2 separate regions of the Homo sapiens genome follow, and region 2 is linked to region 1. The links are chromatin contacts, found by Hi-C or POLR2A ChIA-PET in ENCODE. All regions are on one chromosome and are shown on one strand. Each heading gives the region's core, a stretch centred on a gene start or an enhancer-like site at or near the end of the contact. The rest is flanking DNA. Distances are from core to core; before and after follow the strand shown. Region 1 holds the start of MS4A7 (membrane spanning 4-domains A7). Region 2 overlaps MS4A4A (membrane spanning 4-domains A4A).

Region 1 (7,694 bases), core at 3,222-5,721:
GAAACAAAACATGGGGATCAGTGGAGCATTGGAAAGTGGGCATGCTGGGCACAGTTCATCCATTGTGGTCAAGAAGCATGTCACTGGGAGAGTACTGTACACATTTTGAGGGGTCCCACAATTGAGAGGTGAGCAAATCACATAGAACTTGCTTTGTAGCCCTGAATGTGTCCATCTCCCTCTCCCTCCAGTGACCTCTGCTTCCAGCTTCCCTTCCCTATCTCCTGTATCTCTGCTTCACTTGTGCTACCTTCTCACACCACATCTTCCAGGATTACACTTTTATGCTACACCTGCACTGATCAGTCTTCTACTCCAGTCTTCATTTTGTCTTCGTAAAAATGTTGAGGATGAATGCTGTTCCACTTTCCTTTCCTATAGCGAGATGGCCTGTCCCATCCGGAATCTTCCTCCTTGCTTATATTGGCTTCGTAATTAGTAATGTAAACATTTACTTAACTCCTGCTGAATTCCAAGCATTAGACCATTGCAGCTCTAATCCTTATAACAACCCTGTAACTTACATGTTATTAAATCAATTTTATACATTAGAAACCTGGGGCTAATAAGCTCAAGTGACTTTTATTGAATGAAATAGTCACATAAAGTACTTAGCCTGGCACTTAGAATGTGTTCAATATATGGTAGCAAATATTAACAGCCTGTGTTTACATGACTGGATTGAGACTTGTCTGGCTCAGACGCTTGTGATATTTTTTTCTCTATGCCATGTTAATTCTCCTCCTCTTCCTCTTCCTTCCTTTCTTCCTTCCTAACATTTCCAGTTCCCTTGTAGATTCCAGGAGCAAGTTGTCTGCCACCACTAACTCAGCAGCATTGCTGGGCCTCTGTGGTGTCAGCAACAAGGCTCAGCACCTGAAATGTTGCCCAGATTTGTTTTCAGCTCAACATTCTCCCTACTGAAGGCCAGAGTTTAGTTAAAGGCTTGTCATCCTTGAAAGGTGCCACAGCTCTGCTGCCTGACATTTTGCCTCAATGTGTTGGTGCTTTAGGAATGGTTCTGGCCTCTCTTGGGTGGAGTGAAGAACATGTAAAAATTGGAAATGACACCTAGAATCTCTTCCTAGTGAGGGAGATGGAAAAGTGCACTGGGATGGGAGTCCAATGCCTAGGCATCTAGTTGCACATCTGACCATATGTCTTGGAGTCCAGTCGTGTGTTCAGATCCCATATCCACCAGTTACTGCTAAACTCACCCTGGGCAAGGTATTTTCACCACTTCATAGGTTTGTGGTACAGGTTGGATAAGATGACACATATAATGGACTCAGCATAGGGGGAGGCATGTGATAAACTCCCAAAACATATCAGTTTTATCTAATATTCATTGGAAGCCCAGTTCTGATATTGATGAGCTGGCCGTAGGCAGGATACTTTCCCTCATTCATCCCCAGTTTCCTTATCTGTAAAATAAGGATAATGACACTATCCTGAAGGACTCTTGTGAGGATTTGAATGACACACGTGAGTGTCTTTTGTTGTAACTCTCTGAGTTTTATCAGGTGTTCCATAATAGTCGATCCATGTTTGGACCTCCATTTTATTTCTACTCCTAGATCTGTGCCTTAGTCTAGTTTCTCATGCTCTCCGGGCATGAGATACTTTATCTGAAGAATTATTAAACCTAAAGTTCTCTTTGTTTAAGGAGATAGTTTTCATTTCTTGGAATTTTGAAATCTGGGTAGAAGTGTGGGTGAGGTTACATGTCCTATGAGGGGAATAATGTTGAAGCTGAATCCCTGCAGTGGAGTCAGGGTGAGCCTTCCAGCACATCTTTAAAGCCAGAGAAGGAGAAAAAGTGTCAGGCTTAGAGAAATTCTAGGTTCCAGAATCAAACAGTAGTTCATGATAAAATGATAATCATTGCTAACATTGATTGGGCACGTACTATGAATGTGGCATTCTATTAAGAGCTTTGTGACAGTCTCATTTAATCTGCAGTCTCAGAGATGGGTGCTGAACTTTGAAGATAAGAAAAATGAGGCTTGGAGAGGTGAAATAGCTTGTGCAAGATTGCTTATCTAGCAGGTAGTGGAGGCAAGATTTGGGCACAGGCCATCTAACACCAGAGCTCTTCTATATCCCTGTAGGTTTGTTCTTGCCCGGCTAGCTACAACTGATTCTCATCCTCTCTATTCTTCCTCCCCTATTGTTGAAGCATTGGCTGCCACTCATCAGTTCCATATCCTCTCCCAGGGACATTGCTGATCTTAGGGAATATAGGTTGAAGATTTCTTTTTCCCAACTTGCTTTCATGTTGTAGAAACTTGGCTTTTACCTTGCTCTGTGTGGCTCAATAGCCCAAATATACCAACTAGACTCCTTCCTACTAGTCTTCGTCACCAGCCTCCTGAGTTCTGGGTTCCTTTCTTTATTTTTCGAATCTCATACCTAAGGACTGCAGAAAATGCTTGATTCTCAGCCTGAAGCTAGGACTCGAAAGTTTAATTGATACTTTCAGGCTATAGCCTATCTGATACCATGAACATTTATTTTCCTTTGTTATTTCTTAACTGTTTGTTCTGTTTGAAAGAGTGCATAAAGTACCACCATTACAAGGGAATACAGTTTGAAGAAGAAAACAAATTAGCTCCTTAACTTTCAACTGCCACCCGATCACTCTTGTTTCCTATGCACATATTCTTTACATTCTCTCTTCCCATCTGTCACTTTATCTCTCTCCTCTTTATATATGTTCACAGACATTCACAATTCTACGGAAATAGTCATTCTATCCATGCCATTTTATAACTGTTCTTTTTGTACTCAACATTATTCTGTAGACATCTTTGACCGATGAATAGAAATAATAAAAAGCCTAAATTTAAAAGCAAATGATAGATTCTGATACATGGCACAACATGGATGAACCTTGAAGACAATATGGCAAGTGAAATAATCCAGTCACAAAAGGACAAATATTGTATGATTCTACTTATGTGAGGCACCTAGAAGAGTCAAATTCACTGAAAGTAGAATGGTGGTTGCCAGGGGCTGGCGGGAGAGGGGAATGGAAAGCTATTGTTTAATGGGCACGGAGTTCCAGTTTGGGAAGACAAGAAAGTTCTGGAGTTGGGTGGTGGTGATGGTTGCACAATGGTGTGAATGTGCTTAATGCCACTGAACTGTACACCTAAAAATGGTTAAGGCTGGGTGCAGCGGCTCATGCCTGTAATCCTAGCACTTTGGGAGGCCGAGGCGGGCAGATCACCTGAGGTCAGGAATTCAAGACCAGCGTGGCCAACATGGTGAAACCCCGTCTCTACTAAAAAAATACAAAAATTAGCCAGGCATGATGGTGAGTGCCTGTAATCCCAGCTACTCAGGAGGCTGAGATGGGAGAATCGCTTGAACCTGGAAGACAGTGGTTGCAGTAAGCCGAGATCACGCACTCTAGCCTGGGTGACTGAGCAAAACTCTTTCTCAATTAAAAAACAAACAAACAAACAAACAAAAAACAACAAAAAAACACATGGTTAAAAGGCTACAATTATTTTAAGCATATTTTACTACAACCAAAAAGCCAAATGGTATATTTAAATAAATGGAGGTCTCTAGATTCATTTAATCAATCACATGTTCATGACTATTTAGGTGGTTTCTATTTTTTCTTTTTGCCACTATGAACAATGCAATAATGAACATCTTTGCACTTTTGTGATACCTCCTGCATTTAATTATCTCACAGTGATGTATGGAAGTGGAATTATTACATTTAAATCTATGACACTTGAATTTAGATACACGTTGCTACTTTTAGAAGGAATCCTATATAACCAAGATTCTTTATGTTTCACAAAAGTCTCCAGACTGATGCTATCATCTCCAAACACCACAGTCTGAGAGGATGCTTTGTCCTTCCACATTCGCCTTGAGGAGATAGACTGGAGGGACCCACAGCTTTCAAGACAGCTCTAAAATCCGTGCTTTGAAGATAAATCATGACATGGAGGTCAACAGCTCTGCCCAGCAATTTTCTGTATTACAGAATTAGAGTAGGACCATGGGGTTCTAATGCAAGATTCAGTCTAATTGCACAGTATTTGTTGAGAGTAGACTCTGTAAGACTGAGTGACACACCAGGAGAATGCAGAACATTGAGGAAAATCACCTCAATGAGGGAAACCTAAGAATGGTTTTACCCAATTTTCTTATTTGACAAGTGAGTAAACTGAGACCCAAAAAGGGGACTGAGCTGACGCTCCAACTCACACAGGTGGTCAGAATCAGAGACAGGATGATAATCCAATTCCCTGGCTGTCTTTTCAAAAGCACACAATCTTCCCCAAAAGTCATGATCTAAACCAAGGTGTCTACCTGTTCTCGCAGCCTGGTCCTGTGTGCTGTGGCTGGGGATCAGCTCACCTCTGGGGAGCGCTCAGCTGGAACCTCCCACTGGCTGTTCCTGCCAGAACGATCTTGGTGCTCTGCTCTCCAGCCTCTGAGACTTCCTGTCCCTTTCTTAGAGCAGTATTTATGATTACACAGGATGTGAATTTTGCTGTAGTTACAGACAGTTGATATATAAAAAGTGCCTCTGCTTCCTCTTTCTAAATTCTGAGGTCTGGCAAAATGACACAAGATAGAAGTGACACATGAGAAAAAGACCTTTGTGCAGACTAGTGATTTGTACGGTCCCAGTTAAAATTCATTTTCCCTACTCCTACATAGAATTATTTAAGTCATCTAGTTTTGCTTAGCCTGAGTTTTCTTGTCTATTAAATAAATGGTGGATGGATAATAATAATTCCACTCTGTGGGTGTTGGGAGAATTAAAGAAAAAAGATGCAAAGAGTTTACAAAAAGTAGACAATAAATATTGATAATAGTAATGTTAGTTTTGAATTTTGGAGAATCTATTCTCTCACTTTCCAGGCTCTTGGTAAGCTGAAAGCAACCTGTGGAAAATTCCGTGTCTCCTTGTTACTTCTTTTGGGTGTTTCCATTCTCCATCTTTGGCCTCATGCTCAGGGAAGTCCAGGCACATCTTGGGAAAGATGCCAGTGGATTGGCCTCAGAGGCAGAGTCATCAGGCTCCACACAAGCTCATATTTGGGGAAGTATTTGTTGTTGAGGGGACACTGTTGCCACTTTCACATCCCTTTTAAGGCTTCTTGTAGACTAGCCATTGTTCAGAAGGGTAGGGTTTAAGATGGCTCTGGGACATGCAGCAGCTGGCGGCACAACATGCTCCATATACAGTCTCCATTTCCTGAAGGGTGGCAAGGCTATCCCCTAAGAGAGGAGCAAACCTAAGCCTGGGAGATTTAAATAACTCATAAACTACTTGGAGGGTATTTTAGTCCAGTTCTTCTCCAAATGAGGTGATATTGCTGAAGGAATCTGCCCCCAGTCACATGTCTAGTCTGTGGAAGAGGCAGGAATCTAATTCACATCTCTTGGCACTGAGGTCTGGGCTTGCTTCATGGCAAGAGTCTGCCATTTGGTCAACATCTTTTTTTTTTTTTGAGATGGAGTTTTTTGCTCTTGTTGCTCAGGCTGGAGTGCAATGGTGCAGTCTCAGCTCACTGTAACCTCCACCTCCCAGGTTCAAGTGATTCTCCTGCCTCAGCCTCCCCAGTAGCTGGGACTATGGGTGCCCACCACCATGCCTGTCTAATTTTTGTATTTTTACTAGAGACAGGATTTCACCATGTTGGTCAGGCTGGTCTCGAACTCCTGATCTCAGGTGATCCACCTGCCTTGGCCTCCCAAAGCTGGGATTACAGGTGTGAGCCACTGTGCCCAGCTTAGTCAACATCTTCATATCCACAACAAGCACTGTCTTTGCTTAAGAAAACTTCCAGGATCCAGACCTTCCTCTGGGTCTATGACCTGTTTTGACCAAATTGTTAAAGAACCTTGGTCATTTGGGCTTCTTTCACACTTCTGAGCCTCAGAAGGAATTCGTGAGAAAATCAGTTAAATATCCAGTTCACTTTCTCATAAAATTTGAAAAAAGATTTTTCAGAATTGTTGTGAGGATTAAGTCAAATAACATAAAAGTCCCCACCATAGAGCCTGACATAAATGAACCATTAAGAAAATCTGGTATTTCTTGTCCAACATCTTCTCCCACCCCCTTTAGAGAAAAGTGTATTTTATCTCTAGATTGATCTCTGATCTCTAAGTGTAATCTATGTTTACTCTAAATTCATGCTCTTTTCCATTGATGGAAATCTCCTCAGCCCTTTGCAAACAGTCCTGGTGCTCTAGACAGGCAAGTGACTCACAGTCCTAGTGCCTACTTCAAGGATACGATCTCCCCGCCATCCCCACCCCAAGCAGACCATGAAGCTAGTAAAATGGAAATGCGTCTTATATGTTGGAGGACTCTAACAGCCTTGGACAGACTAACTGTATTTTTTTTCTCTAGCAGTGGAGATGACGGGCTGGGGCTAGGGCACAAGGTCTGGTTATCCAGAGAGAGATTCCTTGGAGCAGTGTTCATAGACCCCCCTGATGTTTGACTTGGTTATTGGCTCCACTCACGGAATTTTCTCCCTGTTTCTTAGAATCTCGTATCACGCCACCGGAATGAAAGTGAAACGATTTTTCCCCCCAACTTCAGCATTTTACAGGTGGGGAAACTAAAGGCCAGGGATTGCTTAGGGAGTTAGTAGTGACTGGGCTGTGGCTGATTCATGCAGTTTCTATGTCTGTATTATTTCAGTGTTTTCTTTATGCCTTTGCAGTTCTTTAATACACAGGTAATGACTCTTTCTAGCAAGTATTCTCTGCTAAAATAACAGAAGGTTTCTGTCTTTTGGCTGATAACCTAAATTACAGAGAGGTTAAGTAACTTACCCTGTCACACACCCTAGAAAGTAATGAAGTCTAGATTTGAATCCAGGTAATCTTAATTCAGGGACTGTGCTCTGTGATCGTTTTTTTTTTTTTTTTTTTTGACGGAGTCTTGCTCTGTTACTCAGGCTGGGGTGCAGTGGCGGGATCTCTGCTCACTGCAAGCTCCGCCTCCCGGGGTCACGCCATCCTCCTGCCTCAGCCTCCCAAGTAGCCGGGACTACAGGCGCCCGCCACAACGCCTGTTTAATTTTTTATATTTTTAGTAGAGACGGGGTTTCACTGTGTTAGCCAGGATGGTCTCGACTCCTGACCTCGTGATCTGCTCGCCTCAGCCTCCCAAAGTGCTGGGATTACAGGCGTGAGCCACTGTGCCTGGCTGGGACTGTGCTCTTAACTGCTATATTATTACTTCCAGGAACTTGCTTTACTGGTCATCTGGACTTGAACAGTAAATCCCCAAACCTGGTGTGAGACCCTACCTTCCAAGTGAAATACAAACAAATGGTTATTTCCTGGTGCTCTTGATATCAGAATTGCTGGGACTCACCATTCAGTGATGATGAATAGGGCAAAAGAATGCAATTATCTCAAATGGGGATGAGGCTGAGCATCTCTAGCTTTGTATAACTGGAGGCTACACATGACAATGGGCATGATGGGATGACTAAGCATGGGGGAGTCTCTTTCTACACCATCCTCAGCAGCTCTGCCAGGTTTCTGCCTCTCTTGGTCTCTGCCTCTGCTGATCTCGCCATGCACACAGCAGGCCTCGCGTAGTACTTCACAGAAAATCTCCTTACTGAAAAGGTGTAGGGCACAACATTCCTTTAAAAAATTCCACATGAAAAATATTCCTCACTTTTCAT
Region 2 (7,694 bases), core at 2,777-5,276, 68 kb after region 1:
ACAAATTGCTGATCTTGAGGAGATTCAAACAGGAAAACAAATGCATCATCAGCTCTGTTCAAACCATATCTCAAATTTAGTTGTTTTTTGTTTTTCTATCCACCAGGCAATCAAAAGGAAGTTACTTTACACATCATTTCTGTGTTTTCCTACAGTAAACTCAAAATTCAAACTGAGAGACATATTTTAATAAATTCAAAGATTTAAATATTTTCCCTGGAATTTGTATAGCTTTGTCTCATTGTGTTTCCTATATTTATGTTGTGTGAAAACAAAACTTTTGAGTGTATATTAAAACTGTCTGGATATTACTATATAAAACATTGCAAAATAACACAAATTAATTTAAATAAAAAATAATTGCAACATGCTAGTGTCTTTTAATAGTTGCTTCTTATGAAACCCAATTAAGGTGACTAAAATATCAGCATATGAAAAGGACAATACTTCAATTTTCTGCTTGAATATTTTAAATTATAAGTATTAATTTTATTAAGTTACATATGTTGACATGCTTAAATCGATTTTAAATATAAACAAATGAAATAAAAATGCTAACATCTGTGTTCATGAGCTTTTTTTTTGAGATGGAGTCTCACTCTGTGGCCCAGGCTGGAATGCAGTGGCATAATCTTGGCTCGCTACAACCTCCTCCTCCCGGGTTCAAGCAATTCTCCTGCCAAGCCTCCCAAGTAGCTGGGATTACAGGCGCGCACCACCATGCTCAACTAAGTTTTGTATTTTTTAGTAGAGACGAGGTTTCACCATGTTGGTCAGGCTGGTCTTGAACTCCTGACCTGAAGTGATCCGCCCCCCTCGACTTCCCAAAGTGCTGGAATTACAGGCGTGAGCCACCATGCCCAGCCTATGATCATCTTTTTAAAGTTGAAACTCAGCTCTTCCAATTATGATAGAACCAGACTTAATCTTCCACTCTGGTCAGTTAGAAAACTGCGCTGGTCACAGTGGCCCATACCTTTGATCCCAGCACTTTGGGAGGCTGAAGTTGGAGAATCCCTTGAGCTCAGTATTTTGAGGCTGCAGTGAGCTATGATTGCACCATTGCACTCAAACCTGGGTGTTAGAGTTAGAGCTTGTCTCAAAAATTTTTTTATATCATAAATAAAACCGGAAAAAAATTAAGCACAACTGCTTCCAGACATTGGGAAACAGTGCCGGACTTTCAACACTGAAAAAATGAAAACAAATGTGAATATAATAATTGCTCTGGTTTTCTGCATGAAGAAACTTTCCAGACCATGGTCAGGGAGAGGGATCCATTCTGATATTGCCAAATTCAGAAGACAAAAACCAGAATTTGAGGGCAGTGAGACAGCTATAATTAGTGAGAAGAGAACCATAAAGGGGATAGCTATGCAGAGACAGAGGTCCAGAAATCTGCAGGGAAGTATTCTAAATTTGTTTTCTAACACTAAGCTGTGCATTTACGGAGTTCAAGACTAGCCTGGTTAACATGGTGAAACCCCATCTCTACTAAAAGAATGCAAAAAATTAGCCTAGCGTGGTGGCGTGTGCCTGTAATCCCAGGTACCTGGAGGCTGAGGTGAGAGAATCACTTGAACCCAGGAGGTGTAGGGGTTGTAGTAAGCCAAGATTACACCATTGCGCTACAGCCTGGGTGACAGAGCGAGACTCCATCTCAAAAAAATATAAATAAATAAAAATAATAAATAAATAAAGGAAAAGGTATATTCTGTTAATGGATTAGAAAACTCAATATTGTTAAGTTGGCAATTTTCCCTTATAGACCTATAGACTCAATACCTTCTTAATCAAAATCCAAGAAGGTCTTTTTGGATTGCATAAAGTTGACGAAGTAATTCCAAAATGTACATGAAATAATTAAAGACTTTGACTAAATCAATTTTGTTAATGAAGAAAAATAATATGAGACATATGCTACCTGATTTCAAGACCTACCATAAAGCTATCATACATTTTAATGATGAAGATTCATAATAAGATACAAAATGAAGATACAGGAAATTTCTAGTCAAGTATTAAGATAAAATGCATCTATTACTTCAGCAGCCACAGCAGTGGGCTTCAACTCTTTATTTCCTTCCTTCTGGTTTAATTCATGTTTTTATTAAAGATAAAAGTATGTCTCTCTTGAAATCCTTTCCATAGAGTATTGCAAGTTTATGGGATCAGGACTCAGAATCAGGAAAAGTAAGAGTTGTGGAAAATGGCAAATTTTAAAAATAGTTAATTTAAGATAAACTACAGATTTCTAATGGTCAGTGGGAACACCCGAGATGATTCTTCCCCAAATTGTTCCATGCTCTATAATCCAATTTACTGAGTAATGTAAGTGTAACACATCACTGTTAGAACTGTTGATTTGCCTCTAACTTTGCATACAGTATTATCATTTTACAACCTCAAATGTAAAAATACCTATTATAACTGTTATAACAATGAGCCCTTTGAGACTTCTCTTACATTTACGAGTGGGTTTAATTTGATTTTATAAATATAAATTACTTTTAATAGTTGGATGCATGTTTTCTCAATAGATAGCAGTTTTTGTAGCAATGCTGATTATAGTACACTTACCAGTTGCTTATTATTGATCGCCCGTTTCTTTATCATTGACTGAAAAAATACACAAGCCTCAATATTCTTTAATCTTTAATTATCCTTACTTTTCTTATAATCTTTGATATTTAGGACTGGTAGAGAAGAGAAATTAGATTTTAGAGGAGAAAGGGGACAGAAATATTTGATAACACAAATTTAACTTAGCGTGAAGCCTTCATTTTGCCTCAGTGAGTCTAAGACAAAAAAAAAACCCAAAAATACTGGATTCAAATTTTTTAAAAAAATCATTTTTAGTCACAGATATCTTGCATCTACCTGAAGAGCTTGGACTACTTATAGTTAGAAGTTATCAATAATATCACTTTATATACTCAAGACCTTATAACTTTTTTTTTCCAATTATTTACAAGGCGAAGTGCGGTCCCAAGATGCTTCCCTCAATGATGAGTTCAACTTTAACCATACCATCCCAACCGTATCAACCACTACTAAGGCAATTCTTGGCCCAACTTCAACCCAGCAGGGGAGCCTCTTGCAATCATTAAGCAGACAGGGAATCAAACTGGGCAACATGGTGAAACACTGTCTCTACAAAAAATAGAAAAAGTAGCTGGGTGTGGTGGTGCACACCTGTAGTCCCATTTACTTAGGAGGCTGAGGTGGGAGGATGGCTTAAGTCCAGGAGGCAGAGGTTCTAATGCACTCCAGCCTGTGCAACAGAGCCAGACCCTCTCTCAAAAAAAAAAACAAAAACCTATGAAACAATAATTATTTTTATTGTAAAAGTAGCAAAAGGAGACAAAGTCTCATGGACATTTTCCTACTGCTTTCTAATCACATATAGATAAAACCAAGAATAACCAAATGAAGAATAAATTTCAAATCACATGACATGAAACAAGTGCAGGTAGTCTTGTCTAAAAGTTGGAATCATAATATCTTGCACTAATAGCACAAAATATTTGCATGAACTTTTTACAACTAAAAATGCACTAATCTTAGGTTGCTTATGTAAGTGTTAAAAAAATTATGTATGCACTAATTATCACCAAGAGAAGGCACTCTCTTACCATTTTAAACAATCTCAAAGCAATATATCAGGATATAAGTCAGGATATTTTAAAAATCCAAGAAACAACAAAGAATCACGTGATGTAAGGACTATGTAGGATTTATATGAGCTTTGGCTTTTATTCTGAATTAGAGAGGAAGCCGTTGAAGGATTTTGCCCAGTTATTGCACTATCTGAATAAATCTCTTTCCTTGTCTTTATATATTTAAAACCCCAGGGGTTGGGCCAACTCCGGGTAAAACTTGACTTGGAGACTCAAAAGAATTACATTAGGGTCTGATCGTTCACTTGGAACTTCTCAGTTCTGCTTTTGTCTGTGAGCATCTGTCTGTCACGGGGCTGCTGATGGCAGCAAACTTACGTCCTCACAGCTCCAAACCCAACAGGAAAGAGGAAAGATGGGGAGACCATTTCTTGGTCAGTGAAGTGAAAATGATGAGATTAATTTTGATTGGAAATGTGTCAGTCATTCACACAATTGTTTTTTCCTAGGTCACAAGGCTACCAAAGAACTTCACTCTAGCTGAGTTGATGTAATTCTGCCACTTCCCAGATGTAGGACACAGGTCAACTCCTGAAATTGGGGGTTGGGTGAGCTCCACCCTTGTACATAAATTAAGAGTTAGATAATGGTGATTTTTTGGAGGAAATCAGGCCATCATTATCAGAACAAATGGGGAATAAATGCCGAGTACAAAATCTGCCAAGTATTAATACAATATTGAAGAAATAAAACAAGTAGGATATCAGTACATACACAATAATTAAAAGATTGGAATTAGGTACATACATAGACCAATATCTCTTTATGACATGGTAAAATATTAACAGTTGGCCGGGCGCGGGGGCTCACGCCTGTAATCCCAGCACTTTGGGAGGCCGAGGCGGGCGGATCACGAGGTCAGGAGATCGAGACACCATCCTGGCTAACACGGTGAAACCCCGTCTCTACTAAAAATATAAAAAATTAGCCGGGCGCGGTGGCGGGCGCTTGTATACAGTCCCAGCTACTCGGGAGGCTGAGGCAGGAGAATGGCGTGAACCGGGGAGGCAGAGCTTGCAGTGAGCCGACATAGCGCCACTGCACTCCAGCCTGGGCGACAGAGCGAGACTCCGTCTCAAAAAAAAAAAAAAAAAAAATTCAAAAAAAAAAAGAAAGAAAAGCAATAGTATTAAGTTCTATTTGGTGGTTCTTGCTAATTACCTTCCAACTTTCAACCAAGAAGATAGAATGTCTTAACTGACTTTTACCACACCTTATCCATCCCTGGAGCTGGAGAAAGTAGACAGGTTAGCACTGATAGAAGGAGGGACTTACATTCCCATGAAAAGCGTGCATGGAGAAAGGTGGATACAATAGATATGTGAGTGTAGGGCAGAATGAGAAATCTAGAAATACTATATACTGAATTGGAAAATACGAATATCCGTGCAAATTCAATAATTTTTATCTTATCATAATGAAAATATCACTTCCTCAAAAAAAAAACTTTCCTGGGTACATTCTAATGACTCATCTCTCACCACCACTACAGCAGCCACTCTCTAGCACATTAATTCTTCCAGTTAGCTTCTAACAACATATAAAAAGGTTTTGATTGTTTATATGTTAATCTATGTCCTGTCCCATAAAAGTTTTAACCTACAAGAGAGGAAGGATGTTCTCTCTCTTATTCACCACTATTATCTTATATATATAAGATATTATCTCTCTTACCACTATTTTCTTATATGCTTAAAACAATGTCTGCCTCATTACAGATACTTTACAGATATATGCTGAATAAAATGATAAATTGATATATATATCTAATACATATCTATTTACATATATACATGTATATATATTAATTAAAACTTTCGTGGCTCCATATGTACCAGTCAGAGTCCTGGTTTTTCTACCTTTGTTATACCAAGTAATTATCATAGGTGTATGGGCCAGACAATATTATTACTACCTTCCTAAAAAGAAATATGAAGCACAGAGAAATTTTGTGGCATCTTCATAGCTACATAAGTAGTAAACAACAAAGATGGGATAGCAAGATGAAAACCCAGGGTTGTCTGTTTAGAAAACCCACATTATTTACCACCATACTGTATTTTTGACATCAACGCTTAGTCTCTTTCCACCATATTGCATCTGAAAAGGAAGTAGGTAGCACATGAAAGTATTGCTTCTAATTTGATTTATTTTTGCTCTGCAATAAAAACAAACGTATTTAACAAATACCATATGTTGCACATTTCCATATATGATTAAGATATAATTATGCCCAGTAGAAGGTGGGAGAAGGGAAAGGAAGAAGATGAAATAGAAAATATAAGTTGAATCTGATGCTTAATATGATTTTTACTCCATGTATACTTTTACTCAAATGATAGCTCGTGCACATGCAAGGACGGGCTGTGCTACTTCAAGGTACTTTCTATGGGGAAAGAAAAGCAGGAGAAGGAAAAAGGGAGGGGGAGATGGCCATGCATCTCCACTTCCTGAAGGAAAAAGCACTTTGGTCCCCATAGGTAGGAGAAAAAAAAAGTTAAATAAATGGGAGGGAAGTATGTGTTTTGCATGGAGGCCTCATTTTAACAATATCTTTTTTTTGCTCTTCTGCTTCCAAACCTTATTTGCCAATGTAATGCCTTTATATAAAGTTCTTATGATGAATGAAAAACTTTCAAGTGCTGTTGCCTCATTAAATGCATTATTTATTAATTTAACTTCTAGTACTCTCGATAAAGAGCCAGTGAAATGAGTTATTGAGTTCCAGGGAAAAAAATGAGAACATAATTTTGAATTTATTATCTCTCTATACACACACAGTTCATAATTGGATTACATATAATAATAATATCAACAAGTCTATCAGTATCGAAGTTGGATACTGGTAATTTCTCATGTGAGGCTCTTGTGTCACAGTCAGCATAGATTTCTGGAGCATTTGTCTGTTGATCTTTTGGTGGCCTCAAACCTCATTAAGTGGTGTGGGAGATGCTGTTTCTGCCATGTGAGAATGTGATGGCAGAATTAACACAACCTGTGAAACAATCAGAATGCCAAAGGTGAGTCACCCAAATCACCTCAGAGTGCCCCTTTCCTGCCCACATAAAGTCATCATTATCAGAGTTTACTCTTTTCTTCTCTGATTCATTCTCAAGATCAAGTATGTGGGGTTTCTCAGTCACTCTCTTGATCAGGCCTGATTTAGGACACAACATTCAGTGATAGCTCTTGACCTGAGCTGCTGATGACCACTGCTCTGGTCTCGCAAGTGGATCAATATTACGTGTGGATGACAGTGCACAGTACGTTGGGTAAACCAAGGTGTTATGAAAAATATGGGGCTCTTCTTCCAAACCAGGTTGTTCATGCTGATGACATCAACATACCCAAATCATGATTTGCTAGTTATGAATAATACATTGCAAAAACCACACTGGCCCACACATCACAAAACTAAGAAGAGTTCTGGTTATTCTTCCACAAAGTCAGTGTGACATAGGGTTGGTGGAAGAACAGGAAGAGATAGAGACCTAGCTATCATATGCCCCAAAACCACTGCTTTTCTGAATTCACATCAGGAGATTAGAAAACAACATTCCCCAGCACCTATGCTAAGAGCTGAAGGGAACACAAGCTTAAATATTATGACATGAAACTTACGAAAGAGTTTGCCTCCATGTCCAAACGTTTCACTCAATGAAAATAAAAAGCTTTACTCAATGAAATTATAAAATCATTGGTAATTGCTGAGAATCTCTCCCTTCTCAGGTTTTACAATGCAAAAACCCACTATTAGAGTTAATGTGCTATAGTCAATCTCTCTTCTGTGAGGAAGGGCTGTGGGGGAGTGGGATGTGGAACCCCCACTCTTCTGTGAGGAAGGCCTGGGAACCTCAAAAGAAGACAAAGAGGTGCAAAATGATGGAGAAGGGCACCAGAAGAACCGTCTCATCAAACTATGATTATTTTATTATTTGGCTGTTGGTTTTGTCTGCCTGTGGGCCTTTGGGTAATGAAGCTAATGAGTAGCTGTTGGGGTTTTACTATCCATTT

What was found. A loop is a pair of places that touch in the nucleus more often than their neighbours do. ChIA-PET counts read pairs that join two places held with the same protein, here RNA polymerase II (POLR2A). Pooled maps may share reads with other maps.
Region 2: a pooled map shows a loop between it and region 1 (2.8-fold over the local background). The contact joins the enhancer-like site here to the promoter of MS4A7 in region 1. A Hi-C loop is called at or near these places in 2 of 37 single-sample maps with no recorded cell type and 8 of 50 pooled maps. POLR2A ChIA-PET finds 5 or more read pairs at or near these places in 2 of 52 experiments (GM10248 and activated B cell).

What each region holds. Positions count from the first base shown.
Region 1 is chr11:60,375,309-60,383,002 of GRCh38, reverse strand. MS4A7 (membrane spanning 4-domains A7) reads right to left here and starts at 4,471. Exons shown (of 7, transcript NM_021201.5): 1 at 4,339-4,471. RefSeq lists enhancers at 4,470-4,519, 5,200-5,439.
Region 2 is chr11:60,307,088-60,314,781 of GRCh38, reverse strand. MS4A4A (membrane spanning 4-domains A4A) reads right to left here. Exons shown (of 7, transcript NM_148975.3): 7 at 5,812-6,675. The coding sequence ends at 6,604. Among named protein-coding and RNA genes, the nearest start is that of MS4A6E, 16 kb to the left of the region's middle. Within about 2 kb of position 4,026, at least 4 of the 41 ENCODE cell types and tissues checked have a DNase peak (open chromatin) inside an H3K27ac peak, as active enhancers do.